Regions from separate parts of the Mus musculus genome. Here all the other regions are linked to region 1. A link is a loop called in an ENCODE intact Hi-C map of the cell type or tissue named here. Cell type or tissue: heart. All regions are shown on one strand. Each heading gives the region's core, and the rest is flanking DNA. Links, peaks and the distances in the headings are about the cores only.

Evidence for each region. Peaks named below come from ENCODE experiments on the same cell type or tissue, not always from the same donor. Only the 100,000 strongest peaks of a DNase experiment are listed, where the experiment ranks them.
Region 2: it touches region 1 in a loop (6-fold over the local background); 8 of 42 quality-filtered maps call a loop at or near these places.
Region 3: it touches region 1 in a loop (4-fold over the local background); 8 of 42 quality-filtered maps call a loop at or near these places.

Annotation. Positions count from the first base shown.
Region 1 is chr16:22,854,402-22,860,374 of GRCm38, reverse strand. Tbccd1 (TBCC domain containing 1) reads left to right here and starts at 2,706. Exons shown (of 8, transcript NM_001081368.2): 1 at 2,706-3,030. Dnajb11 (DnaJ heat shock protein family (Hsp40) member B11) reads right to left here and starts at 2,530. Exons shown (of 10, transcript NM_001190804.1): 1 at 2,266-2,530. The coding sequence starts at 2,333. In heart, for the core only: no CTCF peak of the experiment used is centred there; a DNase peak (open chromatin) is centred at 2,684; H3K4me3 peaks cover 2,840 bases; H3K27ac peaks cover 1,990 bases.
Region 2 is chr16:23,104,777-23,110,749 of GRCm38, reverse strand. It overlaps Eif4a2 (eukaryotic translation initiation factor 4A2), which reads right to left and starts at 3,282. Exons shown (of 11, transcript NM_013506.3): 1 at 2,930-3,282; 2 at 2,117-2,162; 3 at 1,899-2,031; 4 at 1,491-1,630; 5 at 597-765; 6 at 407-516; 7 at 27-170. The coding sequence starts at 2,958. Snord2 (small nucleolar RNA, C/D box 2) reads right to left here and starts at 1,797; the gene lies at 1,730-1,797. LOC115488690 (a small nucleolar RNA gene) reads right to left here and starts at 367; the gene lies at 243-367. In heart, for the core only: a CTCF peak has its summit at 3,351; DNase peaks (open chromatin) are centred at 2,499, 2,999 and 3,349; H3K4me3 peaks cover 3,333 bases; H3K27ac peaks cover 2,986 bases.
Region 3 is chr16:23,124,976-23,130,948 of GRCm38, reverse strand. Rfc4 (replication factor C (activator 1) 4) reads left to right here and starts at 3,219. Exons shown (of 11, transcript NM_145480.1): 1 at 3,219-3,264; 2 at 3,408-3,549. The coding sequence starts at 3,419. In heart, for the core only: a CTCF peak has its summit at 2,702 (motif pointing right); a DNase peak (open chromatin) is centred at 3,138; H3K4me3 peaks cover 2,375 bases; H3K27ac peaks cover 1,885 bases.

The sequences.
Region 1 (5,973 bases), core at 523-5,522:
TTTTCAGTAGCCCTGCCTGTCCTGGAATTTACTCTGTAGACCAGGCTGGCCTCAAACATAGAGATCTGCCTGCCTCTAGGGATGAACTTATTACTGTTGTTTTGTTAAATAGGCATGTTGTCAAACTACCTTGTAAATATTTAGGTTATATCCATAGACTACATATGAATATATATGGAAATATATGATATAATATAAATACAATCTATGATACAACATGTAAGTATGTTATATTAACACACACACAAATATATATACATGGTTATATGTTATATTCATGAATATAAGGTTAAATCCATGCCACTCTCCTTTTTGGACAGAGAGACCTCTTTCTTCAGGGGCAGTAGTTAATGCAACAGCATAACTGTTCAAAGCATGGAGAATAAGTGAGTGAGTATTGAGACATCAATCTTAAATGGAATGGTGTTTCAACCTTCCACCCCTCTCCCACACTCCCGAAGGTTCATGGGTAGAGGGTACAGAAAGAATGTAAACACAGAGGGTGGGAAGGAGTGTTGTCAAATTTTGTCTTCTGCAAATGGTATTCATGAATTCACTCAAGATATGGTTACCTGAACAAGACCTACCTGAGCAAGCCAATACAAATAGTCACCATGTGAGAAGGCAGCACTAACTAACCGGACTCAGAGAGGTACATGAAGTTAGGACGGGAACATATTGGGGTGTGCCCAGGGCAAGTATATGTGTGGGGGGAGCAAGGAGTTGTGGGTAGGTATATGTGTGTATATGAAACTGTCAGAGAATAATGAAAGATTTAAGAGTGAAAAGGTTAAATGATAGCTCAGAAAAATACAAGAAAGAAAAAGGGGGGGGGGGCTGATATAGTTGAGTGTCAGCATTATTTCCCCAGAGGCTGCTTTATGAGTGACTATAGTATTAACAATATTAGTATTTTCCAGGAATGGTCGTTCATGCCTGCAAGTCTAACACTTGGGAAGTGACGACTGAAGGATCAGGAGGGAGTTCAACGCTGCCTTCAGCTACATATTGAGTTGGAGACCAGCATACCTCAACTCCTACATGCAAAATCGTATGTTGATGTACCTTGGGTACTCCGTGGCTTAATCAAACAAGAACAAAACAATAAAGTGTATGTAAGAAATGTCAACTTTGAGAAATTTAAAGTATGTCACAAAGAAGAAATGATAAGATTAAAGCAAACAAAACAAAACAAAATAAAGAAAATAACTTTAAAAGCTATGCTAAGCAGTGAGTTTCCCATTATGAACAACCTATAAATTGTCAAAATCTGACATCTATGAGCTTTTGGTGTGTTTTTATTTTTGCAGTTATGTATATATTTGAAATAGCATGTGATATAGGCCAGGCAAATCTGGAACTCAGTCGATAGCTGAAAATGACCTTGAGTTCTGACCCACCTATTTTCATCAGCCCAAAGAAGGGATTGAGGGTGAAGGCATTCTAGAACACAAGTCCAACATACCATATCCTAAGTCACCACATCTATAGGGTCGTGCATGCATTTAAATGCTGGGAGAAACTTTAAGCCTGCTCTTTCTCCCTGAAAGTTGGCACAGTTATCCCTGATTTCAGGAACTTGACACAGTTCCTTCAAGCTTGTAGGATTCCTAAGAGTGGCATGAGACTAGAATCCCAGTTTTTATCGCCTGTTAGAGAACTGTTGTCACTCAGACCATCCAGCTCAGGAAGGAACCATGGTGAGAGGCAGCGAGGCAAGAAGACAGTTCAGGTTCGTTAGCCCAAGAAGGTGGGAAGTACAAGGTCTCTCTAAAGTGTCTTGCTGCTCTCTCAAGCCAACTTTCTTCAGTCTGAGCTTGGCTTCCTTTCTTGCTCTCCTCATTTGACATGGCATCATGGCCCACCCACTTTAGTGTCAGCCTTTTGGAGGCTTGTTGCAAACTGGGTAACCCACAGTCCCACTCTGGAACTCAGACGTCAAGGACGTATCTATAATCTCAACCCCAGCTTGACACTCGCTTCCTTCATTTCCATCAAGAGCCTCATCCCTCAGACGTCCGCCTCCCTTCTTCTGCTCACAGCCACTTAACTCCCTCCAATCCCCAAACGTGGTATTTGGCTCTGCAACCAACCCCCGCTCTTCCTGGGGGAAACCTGGCCCTGCACCGCCAGCCTGGCCCACACTACCCCCTTGTCCCTCGACCCGGCAGTGCCCCTCCCTCACTCCTCGATGTCACCCGCGTCCTTCTCAGCAAGGGCCGCCCCTCGGCCTCTTGCTGCACGCGCGGGAGCCCCCTTCCTCACCCGGCGATCACAGTCCCGATGAGGTACAGCAGCAACAGGCAGAAGGTGCTCAGGTTCTGCGGGGCCATGGCGTCCCCTGGTCCTACCCTCTCAGCCTCCGGTGCCGCTGCGTCGGCTGACCAGCCCTTCCGGCCCAGGGAGGCCGCCTCACGCCGGGGTCTCTCTCTTGCCCGGCCGCGGAGACAGGTAGCGCGCCCCTTCCTCAGCTGCCACCTTCCGGGAGCCCCAGAGCCGGCGAGCAGCCAGGCGTGGGCCAATCGCCGCCGGGGACATCACACGCGGCCGCCACTCCGCAGCCAATCAGCGCGGTACACTTCACCTCCGAGGCGGCGCGGGAAGCCAATCAGACAGCAGAACAGCCGTCGTGTCCGCCGGCCAATGGGAAGAGAAAACGTCAGAGGTTCGCGCCGCCCGGAAGCGGCTGAGAACCGGAGAGAGTTAGGAGCCGAGAAAGAGCGCGCTGCTGTAGGAAACCCGAATGTCCACCAATCGCGAGGCTCCTTCCCGATTCCGACCAATTGCTTGAGAGAGGTCTTACTACCAGTCTGGAAGCTACGCCATGTGCACACGTGACTTGCGAGCGCTCACCGAAGTGCAACCCCAGGAGGTGTCAAAGTACGTGGGGCGTCTTGCCTGGGGATAGGCTCTCCCAGTACTAACTTATTACAGTCTCGCTACCGTGGAAAAGAGGGACCTGGTACCTTGTAGAGACGCCGCCATAGAGACCGACTTAAGTTAAGATTCGGCTTCCAGCACTCCGTAGCGGTGAGGCAGCCCCATCTCCACCCCACTTTCGAACCTGTTTTCTACAGAACTAAGGCAAAGCGTTCTCTGGCAGTGTTGGGAATTAATTAAACTTTTTTTTTTCCTGCAAGTTTCCTAGCAGAATTGCACACAGCAAGCATGCAATCAATAAAAGGCACTAGAGCTTGTTCATCGGTTGCTCTTTTCTCCAGTTTTGTTTACCTCAGACAACTAGTTGTTTAGGACAGCTTCTCAGCTTAGCTTCCTGCATAACCTATTCAGATTTTTATCAGTGAACCGTAATGTGTGCTTGTCCACTATAGCTCCACCTCTGAGTCATAATTATCTCCTGCTTGCAAAGGTCTCATAACCGATCTCCCTGCCTCCAAACTTCATATCTTGATACACTATTTTAAAGTTCCTCTGCTCTCCACCCTATGATTGTGTGCACTCGGGAGCGCACTAGGGAACCTGGAGATCACAGATTAGACTAGGCTGGTGGACCCAGGAGCTCGAGAACCGTCTCTGTCTCTTGAGTGCTGGGAATCCAGGACGTTGTTGTTGCAGTTGCTACAATGGGCGGAATTCAAGACCCCCTGTTTGTATGGCAAGTAAGTGGCAAGCTTTATGGACTGAACTATCCCCAGCGCACTCCCGCTTTTTAAAAACTATGTCAAATCATCCTCTCCTGCTTAAAACCTTTAGTGGCTTTTCATTGCACTCAAAGTAAAAGGCCAAGTCTATGGTAACTTACAAAGCTGTCTAATTTAATGATATATATCCTCACCTATTAAATATCGTAGCATGTTCCAGAATAATCAACTCCCTTCCTTTTAAAAATGTTTCATTGTGTATAGTCATTGTATATGGTACTTTCTTGTATAGTCAAACTGTATAATGTATATATTTTTACCTTTTTCTCTCTGTGCTGTTATTCCTTTTGTTTCTCTAGGTGATTTGGCATTGCCATATACACATATGTGATTTTAAGTACCTATATAAAATCTAGGAGCCACACATTGAGATAAAACATGTATTTGTTTCTCTGAGACAAGATAGTCATCTAGACAAGATAGTTATCTCCAGTTATATCCATTTTCCTGTATACAACAAAATTGCATTCCTAAATTTTTGCTTGTGAGCCTAACCTTTAATGGTTAAGCCATCTTTTGTATCCTATAGCTGCATTTTCTATGGTTTGGAAGAAAACATTGTACATAAGCCACATTTTCTTTATTCTCTTGTTGAACTCCTAAGTCCATCCTGTAAGTTAGCTATTGTGAATAGTGCTGGAACAAACATTGATGTTTTGCCAAAACCTCAATGAGAAAGAAAAAGGTTTATTTTGATGTTCATGGGTGCTGTGATGGTTTGTATAGCCTTGGACCAGGGAGTGGCACCATCTGAAGGTGTGGCCTTGTTGGAATAGGTGTGACTTGGTTGGAATGGGTGTGTCATTGTGGGTGTGGGTATAAGATCCTCACTCTAGTTGCCTGGAAGTCAGTCTTCCACTAGCAGCCTTTGGATGAAGACGTAGAACTCTCAGCTCTGCCTGCACCATGCCTGCCTGGATACTGCCATGCTCCCACCTTGATGATAATGGACTGAACCTCTGAACCTGTAAGCCAGCCCCAATTAAATGTTGTTTTTATAAGACTTGCCTTGGTCATGGTGTCTGTTCACAGCAGTAAAACCCTGACTAAGACAGGTGCTTTGCCTACATGTAACCTAGTGAGTGCATGCCTTTTTGCTCAAAAAGGCCAGAAGAGGATGGAGAATCCCTTGGAATTGAAGTTGATGAGTTAGTGTGTGTTCTATAGTTCCTCTCGAGGAGGTTTCTAGTTTTAGTCTATTGATGACAGATTACATAATGAGATTATTTCATTTTTCCTGTGTTTGTTAAGGCTTGCTTTGTGTGTTGTTATGTGCTGCATCTTACATGTTCTATGAGATATTGAGAAGACTGGGGGTGTTTGTAGATGGTCTGGTAGGTCTATGTGATGTAGGATGCTGTTGAATTCTGCTGTTTATTTGTTGTCAGGATAGCCTGTGTACTGACAAGAGTGGGGTCTTTAACTCTTCCATTATTGTGCTAGAGCTAATCTGTGTCCACATCTATTCTCTGTCTTTCTTTTATAGAATATTTACTTTTTAAAAGTTTATTTTTATTTTATGTGCATTGGTATTTTGCCTGCATATATGTCTGTGAGGGAGTCAGACCCCCTGAAACAGGAGCTACAGGCAGTTGTGAGCTGCCACGTGGGTGCTGGGAATTAATTTGGGTCCTTTGTAAGAACAGCCAGTGCTCTTAACTTCTGAGCCATCTTCTCAATCAATCCTATCTGTCTCTATTTATAGTAGTATCTGTTTTATATAATTGGGTGGTCTGTGTTTTGGGAATATATGATTTGTAATAGTAACATCTTCTTGATTGATTATTGCTGACTAAAAGTGACCTTATCTTTTCTGAATAGATTTGGTTGAAATATAGTTTGTCAGATACTAAATTAGCAACACCCATCTGTTTTTTTTTTTTGAATACCTTTTTCCATTCTTTCTCCCCAAGGTGGTTAGTAGTATCTGTCGTTGATGGTGAGATGCATTTCTTGGAGGCAACAAAAAAGGTAGATCTTACCTACCTCTTTTTAATCCAGTCTGCTAGCCTGTGTCTTTTGATTGGGGGATCAAGATAATAGAAATTCAATTATCAATGAAAATAAGTATTACTCTCCATCATTTTGTTGATTTGTAGTGTGTCTTAGAGTTTTACTGCTCTAAACAGTCACCATGACCAAGGGAACTCTTACGGACAACATTTAACTGGGGCTGGCTTACAGGCTCAGAGATTCAGTCTATTATGATCAAGGTGCGAGCGTGGCAGCATCCAGGTAGGCATGGTGCAGGCGGAGCTGAGAGTTCTACATCTTCATCTGGAGGCTGCTGGTGGAAGACTAACCTGCAGGC
Region 2 (5,973 bases), core at 580-5,579, 250 kb before region 1:
AAAAAAAAAGCTTGTAACAAAATTACCTCTCGCTCAACATTAATATAAAATTGTTTAATTCCTTCAAGGGTCAATTCTTCCTTCTTCACCAGAATTCGAATTGGATCTCTCATGAATTTCTTGGTCACTTCTAGCACATCAGTTGGCATTGTGGCAGAAAGCAACACAACCTTTAAAAAATAAAATGCTTGTCTTTATCTGTTTAGTTTGTATAATCTTTTTAGCAAATGCTAGACGGGAAAATGTTTGAAACCAAGCGTCTCTGCCTTAGTATGGTAGAGCTAGGCAGAGATAGTAATGTATCAAATGCTTTAAGCAGGGGGAACGACAATAGAACACTTCAGTTTTATTGTAACTGTACCTGCATGAAACCTAACCCCAAATAAATAGAAGAAATAAACTTTACCTGAATGCTTGTATTTAATTTCTGGAAAATCTCATAGATCTGATCCTTAAACCCTCGGCTCAACATTTCATCTGCTTCGTCCAAAACGAACATTTTGATCCATTTTGGAGCTGTTAATAAGAAAGTCATACTGCATCACCAAGTTCTCATAACCTTTTGATAAGAAGGACCATTAAGATTCACTACTTACAAAGGTATCTTCTGTTTAGCATATCAAACACTCTCCCTGGAGTACCAACAACAATGTGAGGGGCTTCAGCCTGCAACTTCTGCATTTCATTTCGAACATTTGTTCCTCCAATGCAAGCATGACAAGTTGCTCCCATATAATCTCCAAGAGCCAAAATTACCTTTTGGATCTAAAAGCCAAAAATGGTAGTTATTCTATAAAACCTAGGTCTAAGACTAAGCTTAAAGGCATAATTGCACTATTATATATGCCAACAGCTTTTATGCATGCATAGCACAAAATTTACTAATTTCAAGCTTAAAATTCACCTTAAACTTAATGCTCCCTCCTCTTTTTAAACTTGGGACCTTGTTACCTCAAACACCAACTAGGAACGTAAATAATCAATTTCTACATTCTCCACTGTGTAGTGAAATGCTTTTAAGGGCAAATATTGGTATTTTTTCCCACAAGGCACTGAGCCTTATAATCTTGACCCGAATAAAGCTTGCAGCTTCATCAGGAAGTATTACTTCAAAGCCAATATAGCAGTGCTTTGAAAACATAGCATGCAACAGATGCATCACAAACTACTGAGACAGTCAAATGTTTAACATGTCACTGCAGTTTTCATGTTGCACAACTGCATTCCAAATTTTAAATGGGTACAGATATAATCCACCCTGAGAAACCTATGGGTTTAACTGTTGAGGTGCAATCAATCCCTAAAGTCATACCTACAATACCCATTTCCTGCTTAGCTTTCAACAAAACTCCCTGCATGCATGGACAATTAAAATGGGGGCTCTCACAGGACTAGGACAATTTATACGTTTTAATTTTAAATTCTTCACAGTTGTGAAACCTGAAACCTATGCAACACGCAAGCAGTTTTTTGAACTACACTATCAATACCTGTTGAGCCAGTTCTCTGGTGGGGGCCAATACTAGTGCTTGGGTCTCCTTGAACTCAATCTCCAACTGTTGCAGGATGGAAATAGCAAATGTGGCTGTCTTGCCAGTACCTGACTGAGCTTGAGCAATCACATCATACCCTAAAAAAAGTAGGATACATATTTACCGATCCCACATCAAATCGTTACTTCTACTATACACCATGTATTCCAGTTGGAACATAAAGTTACGCCCACATAAGTGATCAGCAAGAGTATTCTCTTCATTTCAGGTCAGTCCCGAAAGATGATTTGCCATCATTTCACTTTAAGGAATACAATCAGGTGCTAGTACTTCCCCAAAGGTCACTTTCCCTTTTCCGGTCCATGTATGTGCAGAGCACTTATCCTAACGGCAATAGAGTTTTACCTTTAATACAAGGGATAATAGCTCTTTGCTGAATAGCTGAAGGCTTCTCAAAACCATATGCATAGATGCCTCGAAGAAGGGACTCCTTTAAATTCATATCATCAAAGTTATCAACAATTTCATTCCAGTTGCTCTGTAAGTTAATAATGAAACTATGAATAAGACATGAAAAAAAAATGTACCTTTCCAAACCTTTAACGTCCACACCCACTCCTTACCTCGATGACACCATCGGGGTCCATTCCCTCTGGGCCGCCATGTTCTCTGCTGACAACAACACTGCAGTTAGACATACTGCTTCCAAGCCACGCAGAGACCCTTAAAGGGCCCTTCCACCCCGTACCTCATTCCCCTCCGCGCCCCTGTGCTCTGCTGAAAACGCCTCAAAACCGGCCGCAATGCTGCGAAGCGCCATTCGCCCTCCCCAACAGCTTGGGACTTGGACCCCTAAGTATAGACGCCCCTTTACTCAGTGCCCTAGGACCAGGCCCTCCCGCTTGGGAAGCGAAGCTCTCGCGAGTGCTCCGCGCGCCGAGCTCCGCCCCTAACTCTGCGCAAGCCGGCGTGATTGACGCCGAAAGGCCCAGGCAGGTCCATGCCAACGGCTCCGTCGCTCCGTTTCACGGTCCAGGGTGATCGTCCCCTGGCCGTCCAATCTCCCATCTCGACAGAACCCTAAGAACGCCAGCTCGCGCCACTGGCCGCCAATAAACCTTCGGGTCCCGGTTACCCGCCCCTAAGCAGTCTGCGCCACGGCTCCGCTTGCCATATCCCGTACGGGGAGGGGCAGCAGCCAAGATGTCACAATGTGTCCTAAGAAAGGGCATCCTTAATACTCCGTTCTTGTATCCGTCCTGTCTCCCCAACATCTGGAGTCTTACCATCATGGAAGCTTCTCGAAGGGCACAAGGAGAAGTGTGTGCCCTAAGAAAAAGCCCGCATACCTGCAGTGTGGCCGCCAAGCAACCCACCTCAACGCGGGTCCTAGTGACCTTGACTACAGGCCACCGGCCGCCCCGGGAGCGCCGTACCTGTTGTAATCCGCGGAGCCACCAGACATGATCCGAAAACCCACTCAGCGCCCGACTGAAAAGACAGGCGGACGGCGCCGCCCGTTTTTTATAGGCTCGCGGCCGGAACCCGTTTCTCGCGGAGGAATTTCCTTATTCCCCTTTCGGAAGCCACAAAATTGTACTCCTGGAGTTTGTTACCGGAGGTGAAGCCCTACAGGAGTCGATGACAAAATCCACATTTCACTATTACTTGGTATTACAGCGTTCCCGGAGATCCACGAATCGGGAACGGGTCTGGGACTCTTTGCTTTCGGCGGAAGAATATTGCAGCAGCGCGACCGCGCGCCGCGCTCCTCGGCCGCCCTGCTCCTACGGGGTTTCCGCGGCCCTGCCGCAGAGGCCGGCGGAGCCCTGGGCGCTTAGGGCGGAAGCCGGTGGCGCTGTTCGCTGGCGGGCGGCGTCTCCAGGACGCAGCTCCGGGCTACCTGCGCGTCAGCGTGCCCTTGGTCCGAGCCACCGCGTTCCGTGCCGGAACAGAATAGGGTTACCCCGCCCGTTCTCACTGCTGTTTAATGTGACAGGAAAGGGCTACCTGGCATTTCGCCCAGCCATTTAATATCCATTCAGATCTGGAACGTGTGAAACCCCTGCCACGGAAAATGTCGGCCACCCAGCACATCCTAGGAAATCCAGTTTGCAGTTCTATTTTTGTAAGACGAGAAGCACAGTGTGTAGTATCATTAACAGATGTCCCTAGGGTGGTGATTCGATTTTCATCTCTTTCTGGTCGGTCGTCTTCAGCTCTGGCTTAAAAAATAATGCTAATAATTTCAACCTAACAGGTGCGAGAAATGACTGATAGAATCACTACCAACTTGTGCAAAGGACCTGTCATTCTTTGTAACACAGAAATGTAAATGGGTGCTTCTGGCAGACTCAGCCCTAGCACTTCAAGAGCTGATTGTCTCTTCTGGTAAAACAAAACAAAAACAAAAAACAAAAACGATTTTAATCATCTAATATTGCCTTACTGAAATTGAGACAATATAGTTCGTATTGCTCGTAATAAACTTGCATGGCTGCATAAGCCTAGACGTTTCCAGTCAGCCACAACTCGAGCCCCTTGCAAAAAAATATAAGATATTTAATCCTTGAATTTTAAAATATGAAAGTATCCTGAACACTCAAAAATTTTTCTCATTAATTCAGAAGACCAAAGACTGACTAACCAGAGAAGGAAAAGGCTCAGTTTGGTAATTTACGAAAAGTATTTGGCTCTAAAAAGATTAAATTAGATTAAATTGTATTTGTTTATTTATTGAGTGTGCACCTCAGCGCGTGGAAGTCAACGGACGACTCTTAGGAGTTGATTCGTCTCCTACTACTTGGATCCCACAAGTGGGTCCTGGGGATGGAACTTAGGTCAGCATGCCCTAAGGCCAGCATTGAATCATCTTGCCAGCCCTATGTGCTATCCTTACTCAAAAATAAAACCTGTACTTATTTGGAAGTTATTGTGTCAGAAACTGTTACAAAATGATGACAAAATAGAGACCGGGTGTGGTGACATGGACTTTTAACCCTAGCACTCAGGAAGTGGAGGCTCGTGGATCCCTGCAAGTCTTAGAGGGTTCAGGCCAGCAAGGGCTATATAATGAGACCTTGCCTCAAGGGACAAGTGAGTGAGTGACAAAATGGATTGGCCATCCTGTGTAGAGTCTCTTTCAAAGTTGCCATAAAAATAAAAATAAATAATACTTCCTGATCTAAGAAACTCAACAAAGTTCAGTTTTTCTGAGGAAGACTACATGTGCCTAACAGATGTTTTCGTTATGGTTAGTACTGTCATTACATGCCCTGAGGATTTTCCTAAGTCCCTTAAGAGGAAATATTTAAGGCTAACCTTTAGACTATAACTGTGGAAGACATTTTGTATTTAAAAAGTATAGTCTGAGTATGGTCACACATGTCTTTAATCCCAGCACTCATGGAGGCAGATGGATCTCTATGAGTTTCAAGGCCAGCCTGGTCTACATAGTGGACAGTCAGAGGTACATAGTGAAACCCAGTCTTGGAAAAAAATGACAATAATAATAATAATAAATTAGAAGATAATAAATCAAAGTCTCCATCCCCCATGAGGTGTTTCCAGTAAACACTGTGCTTATCCTGTTCTCACAGCATAAATAGCACCAAGTAACTCATGAGCTAAAAATAAAGCATAGATTCTTAAGGTTTTGTAAGTCTGTATAGATGGAGTTGACACCAATATAAGGATACTCAGCTATCATCTGAAAGTAGCCTTATCAAAGTTAACTATAAATACTCTTAGTGGCCAGGCAGTGGTGGTGCAAGCCTTTAACCCCAGCACTTGTGAGGCAGAGGTAGAGGTGCAAGCAGTGGGATCTCTGAATTTGAGGCCAACCTGGCCTACAGAGCAAATTCCAGAACAGCCAGGGCTACACAGAGAAACTGTATCTCAAAAGTAAATGAATGAATGTTTATATAAATATAAATGTTCCTTAATAATCTTGGAATGTGTGAGACCAGTTATACTACAAATGGTAATTAAAAAAAAAAAATCTTAACCAAGCCACAGGCCTGTGATTTTACCTACTCAAGAGGCAGAGCCAAGAGAATCACAAGTTCAAGGTGCACCTGGGCTAGAGCATGGGCAAGAGCCCCCTGAAATACATAAATACTGCTTAAAAACAAAACAAATACGGGGCATGGTGGTACACGCCTTTAATCCCAGCACTGGGGAGGCAGAGGCAGGTGAATTTCTGAGTTCAAGGCCAGCCTGTTCTACAGAGTGAGTTCCAGGACAGTCAGAGCTATACAGAGAAACCTTATCTCGAAAAACAAAAACAAAAACAAAAAGAGGCCAGCCTGGTCTACAGAGTGAGTTCCAGGACAGTTAGGGCTACACAGAGAAACCCGGTCTCGGAAAAAAAAAAAAAAAAAAAAAAACACCAAAAATTAAATAGAGCCTTGCACAGCACATGCCTTTAATTCCAGCACTTGGAAGACAGAGGCAGGTGAAACTCTGAGTTGGAAGCTAG
Region 3 (5,973 bases), core at 580-5,579, 270 kb before region 1:
CTTTACATGGGTACTAGGGATTGAACTCCCCTTTAATCAATGAGCCACTTCACTGACCCTTTCTACTGCCCTTCTTAGCTATGGGCCTGAAGTCCTTATATAGGAATGCCCAGTATAGAGCAATTATGCCAATAATCCCCACAGCTGAAAAGTAGTCTGGGCCGGGGCAGGGGGTGGTGGTGTAAAAATGAAGTGAGTGATGCTCCTGTGTTAGAGGTTCAAAAGTGCTAGGCAGATTTAGGTTGCTGCTATTCCTGACATTCTTGGTGCCAACACTTTGGAAATCACCATCTCTCTGTTCCCAGATGCCCTTAAGTCCACATTCTGTCCTGTGTGTCTCATCTCATCACAGGGGCCAGCCTTGCCTTCTGACATTCACATGTGATCTCATCTCAGATTCTTATTGTCCTGTTTGCTCCTGGTGACATTACCCAACAGGCTGAAGCTGCCAAGTATGAAACTGATCCCTGCATAGATAGATAAATAGGCAGACAGACTATCTAGATAGCTAGATCAATCGATCTGTAAAAGGGCCAAACGACCTTTTCGCAGGGGTCATATATCCTGCAGAACAGATATGTACAATTCATAACAGTAACAAATTACTGTTATGAAATAGCAACAAAATGATGCTTCAGCATTAGGTAGGTTGAGAACCACTGGCTTAGAGATGATGCCAGCCTCCTGTGGGCCTCTTACACGTGGTTTTTGTATTTGTTCATAAGCAGTGGGTTTTTCCTAGTAAAAGGTGTCAGAACACTAAGAATGAAGTTGTGAGAATTCTGTGTGCTTGTGGCAATACCCCAAGAAAAGACGAGTTTGTGATCCTCAGTTTCTTCAAAACACGGAACTGTTCTTGGAATGGGTTTCCATGCCCCTCCCAGGCGCACTGGGAGTGCATTCATTTCAAATCATTCATTACAACTGGCTACTGCTGTTTTCTGCCTCTATGGAAAAAAACATGTTTTTGCCAGGTGTGGCTTATCCTTATGATTGTACACTTTTCTCCTGTGCTTATTCTTAACTCTCAGGGTTATAAACTATCTGGTGCTCTGAATAAAGTTATTGCATGAGACTAGCCCACCTCATTTTAGACTTCATTCTCCCAGGCCAGGACCCATCACCTTTACAGTGGTAAACAGCATGGAGATTTTTCAGTTGGGCTATTCCTGCATAGTTTACGTTCTCATCCCCAGTCACAATAAGTGGGCTATTTTATGGAGGAAATTCAGTTAGAATAACAAATAGTGTAGTGAAAAGCAATGCACTCTGTCTTGTGCTGGGTAATTTGTAATGAATGTATACTTACTTAAGGCTTGTTTTCTGGTTCTGGAACTCGCTCTGTAGACCAGGCTGTCCTCAGATCAACTGCCTCTACCTCAGCCTCCCAAATGCTGGATTTAAGGCACATGCCACCCCCACGCCCAGCTATGCTTAGTTTTGTTTTGTTCTGAAGACTTTTTTTTATGTATACGGGTACACCGTAGCTCATCTTCAAACTGCAGCTGTCTTTAGACACACCAGAAGAGGGCTTCAGATTCCATGACAGATGGTTGTGAGCCACCATGTGGTTTCTGGGAATTGAACTCAAGACCTCTGGAAAGAGGTCAGTGCTCTTAACCGCTGAGCCATCTCTTCAGCCCCTCTACTGGAATCCCAGTTCTTAAATCTGGCAAGTTTAAGCTTAAGCACCATCTGGTAGGATCTCTTGCAGAACCATCTCAAGGGGGAACGAAAACCGAAAAGAACAAAGTCTCTTGTTATAGCATTAACCCTGGAATTACTGAGGACAACACCGGGGATTGATTACATTGAGGTTTTCCATCTGAGGTTTGGAGGAAGCAGAAACATTATGTCCACTAACCACAGACCTTATAAATACATAGTCCCAGACACCAGAGATTCTGACCTTGTAGGTCTGTTTTGGGACTGAAAGTGTACTTCTGCCAAACCCTGCACAGGCTTCTGATGAAATGCAGCCTTTTAGAATTTTGGTTCTAGAAAATGAGCACAATTAGACAAATTCTACTTCTGGTGGAAACAATGACATTTCATCCACTGTAGGGCAAAGGTTAGTTGAACCCCCTGAGGGCTCAGGGGTTCTATCCAGGAAGGGTGACTATCTTTCACTCCTGTGGCTGGCAAGTTCAGCTCCCAGCAATGCAGTTACTGGAGCAGTCGTCGCTGTTGGACTCGTGTGACAACCACCTCTGCTACCAAAGCTACACTAGGAACTTATTATGCTAACATGAGGACATCTAAGGGCAGAGGCTGGCTAAGAACTGAAAGATTCATTTGGACTAGTAAATCCTTCACAGGACAAGCTGTCTGCTGACAGTTGGTATATACTACAAAGCTTTCAAATTCTTTCTTTTTCGCTTGGTCCACCCCCCCCCCCCCCCAAGATGCTGGAACGCAAACTCCAGTCCTCTGGGAAAGCAGCAAGTCCTTTTAACTGATGAGTTTATCTCCTGCCCGATCACGAGGTTTTTGAGTGGGTCTCGGGAATTACAAAATGCCCATAGAAGATGGTCCTCCCTCCCTACAATAAGCTGATTTTACTGACTGTAAGACATCTGTCCCGGGCTGTGTGTGTTTAAGTATTCCGCTTGCGTGCAAGTACGTGCAGCACACGTATTCAGGGTCTGCAGCCCTGAAGGGAACGTTGGACCCCTGAACTGGAGTTCCAGTTGTGAGCCACCAGATGGCTATCAAAACCCCAAGTATCAAACCGAAGTCCTCCACAAAAGCAGTGAATGCTCTTAAACCGCTGAGCCTTCTCTCTAGCTTCACTTCTAAAAAGCAGTTTGCTCTGTGTCCTTGAATATCGGGGGCAGGGCAGTAGTTCGCACAGTGTCCCCTTCCGGCGAAGGGTCAAGTGAGCACGTCTTGGCCCTGACCTCCGGGCTGACGGACGATGGCAGCAAACCCAAGAAGCCACTGGCTTAATGAAAGCCTCTCCCAGCGTGGGCCCGCCCTAGGCCCGGTCCTTCGAGCAAAGCTTTCTCCTTAGGTCGGCTCCTCCCCGACCGCGCTCTGCAGTGTCTGCTGGGCCGAGGTCTGGCCGCGGAGTCTACACAGGATCACCTCCGCGGAACGCCCCAGATGCACCCAGAAGCCGAGCTTAGCCACCGCTAGCCAAAAAGGGAGCGCGTCACTGGCACCCGCGCGCCGGAAGTGACGTTATTGCGTGGCGCGCTCCCGCCATGCCTTTCGCCGCCGTTCTGTGGCGGGAACCGCGGTGCCAGGGGGACGGTGACGACTGTAAGTGATGGGTCTGAGTGTTCTCAGCCTTTTACAGGCTGGCGGGGACCGGGATGTGACCTCCGCCTTCCCTCTAGGCACAAAGTTAGGGGTCCTTTCAAGGGGAGCTGCCCCATAATGGTTTCTTTTTGTCTTATACCCAGGAGAAGAAGCCATGCAGGCATTTCTGAAAGGCACATCTGTCAGTGCCAAAGCACAACTGACCAAGGACCGGGGGACACCTGCCACTGCAGGAAGCAGTGGAGAAACCAAGAAAGTCAAACCAGTTCCTTGGGTGGAAAAATAGTAAGAACTGCTTGTACTTTTGTTGAAATAACTAATAAGTGCTAGTGGGGTTTTTTTTTTAATGTAAGGGGGACTTTGCTATATTTAGATCACACCTTTGAGGGGTAGGGGGACGCGGTATCACCCAATAATAAGTCTTAGTCCTTGGAGTGATACAGTAGTTGAATTTAATTCTTTAGTTATATAGATGACCTAAGATGTTTATAAAGTGTACAGTTTTAGAGCCCTACAGAAACGAAGAAAGCAATGTTTCTGTGAGCTGGCTATAAACACTTCCACTGAAATCTGACTTTTATCCTTGTATGTATATGGTGAAATTTGTTGGGATCTTGTTGTTGATGTTAAGTACCACTACATTGTCATTTGCTAGATGATACTAGAACCGTCAGCTACGTGGAACCTCTTTGATCACTAAGGATCTTCAGGTTATTTACAAGTCAAACAAGGTCCTCGTGTGTGTTATTTTGCTGTTTCAATATTATTGAGAAGTTCAAATATGAGTACTTCATCTATATCACCCCTCTTCCTGCCCCCAACTCATCCCATAGCCGTCCCCGCAGCAAAGCAAGTGGTGGTCCCATTCAGATCATCGGGCTTTGAAAGCTCGCACTTACCTGTTGGGAATCTCGCTAACCTTAATCTAGGCAAGCACTCTACCACTGTTCTATACTCCGGCCCATAGATCTATAGTTTTCACATGTTTAAAATTTATCGTTGAGGAAGGAGGATGCATGCCATCACAAGCATGCTTCGACTCCCAGGTGGAGTAAGTTCTTAGCTGCCCTGTGTATTCCGTGTGTCAAACTTGGATCATCAGACTTGGCAGTAAGTGCCTTTGCCTGCTGAGCCATCTTACCACTCCAAAACTACCTACCTACCTACCTATCTATCTATCTATGTGTGTATATGTATGCATGTGTGTGTATGTATGTGTGTGTATATATATATATGTATATGTATATATATATATATATATATATATATATATATAATTTTTTTTTTAACAAGGAGGTGGGGAAGGGAGGACCTAGGGTTCAGCTTCTCCAGTCAGACGGCTCTGGCTCCAAGCTCTCACATTTGCTCACTTTTATGCTGCCTCTCCTTTGGAGAAGCCTTCATCACCACGTGCCTGTCATACATCCTTGGACGGTTTCACTGTTACCTGCCTCATCCTGGCAGACCTTTATAGCACACGCAATGATTCTTGCCCAGTACCAACCTGATTAATTACGCTGGTGTGGATCAGAGAATTTGGGGCCAATAAAAGGGCTCAGTGGGTAAAAACACTTGATGTAGAAACCTGACAACATGAGTTTGGTCCCCGAACACGGTAGTAGAAGGAGAGACGTGACCTCTGATATTTGTTCCCTTTACATCATCTGTATGTGTTGCCCACAGGCACACACACACACACACAAAACAAATAAAAAATTTTAAATTGTTTCTAGTTAATGTGTTTGAGTGTTTGGCCTACACATATATTGCCTGTGTTCCATGTGTGTACCGAATGCCCATAGAGGCTAGAAAAAGGCGCCAAATACCATAGAACTAGAGTTATAAATAGTTGTGAGCTACCATGTGGGCTCTGGGAATTGAGCCCAGGTCCTCTAGAAGAGCAGCGGGTGCTCTTATCCACTAAGCCATGTCTGTAGCCTCAAAATAAAAGGATGTTTTGTTAATTTACTAGGTAGAAATCTCAGTCATAAAGTTTGGAAAGACAACTTTGTCATAGTTTCTCTTAAAATTACTAAATAATGGCAGGTGGCTCACAGCTTTAGTCACAGCACTAGAGAGGGAGAGGCAAGCAGATATGTGTGGTCCAGATAGGGGGTTCCAAGCTAGCCAGGGGTACACAGATATTTGTCTCAAAAAATAAAAATTAATAAGTGACTTAAAATCAAAATTATTAGCTGGTCCTGGTGGCGCATATCTTTAATCCCAGCTCTCAGCAAATTTCTGAATTTAAGGCCAGCCTCGTCTACAGAGCAAGTTCCAGAACCACAAGGGCTACACAGAAATTCTGTCTTGAAGAGGGGGGAAATGGTACTGACCATTTAATGTATTAACTGAGAAAGTGTGCTATTTATTTATTTATTTATTTATTTTAAACCAAAGTAGTTGCCATTTGTTAGGTTATTAAATAGTCATTTTTAACTCCACTTCATGAGCTTTTCAAGAGATTTTAGCCGGGCAGTGGTGGTGCACACCTTTAATCCTAGCACTCGGGAGGCAGAGGCAGGTGGATTTCTGAGTTCGAGGCCAGCCTGGTCTACAAAGTGAGTTCCAGGACAGCCAGGGCTATACAGAGAAACCCTGACTGGGGGGGGGGGGGGGTGATTTTATGAGATTTTATAGGCAGTGTTCCCCCTTTTTTGTTGTTTTGTTTTGAGAAAAGGACTGACTGTGCTGTGTAGCCCTGACTGT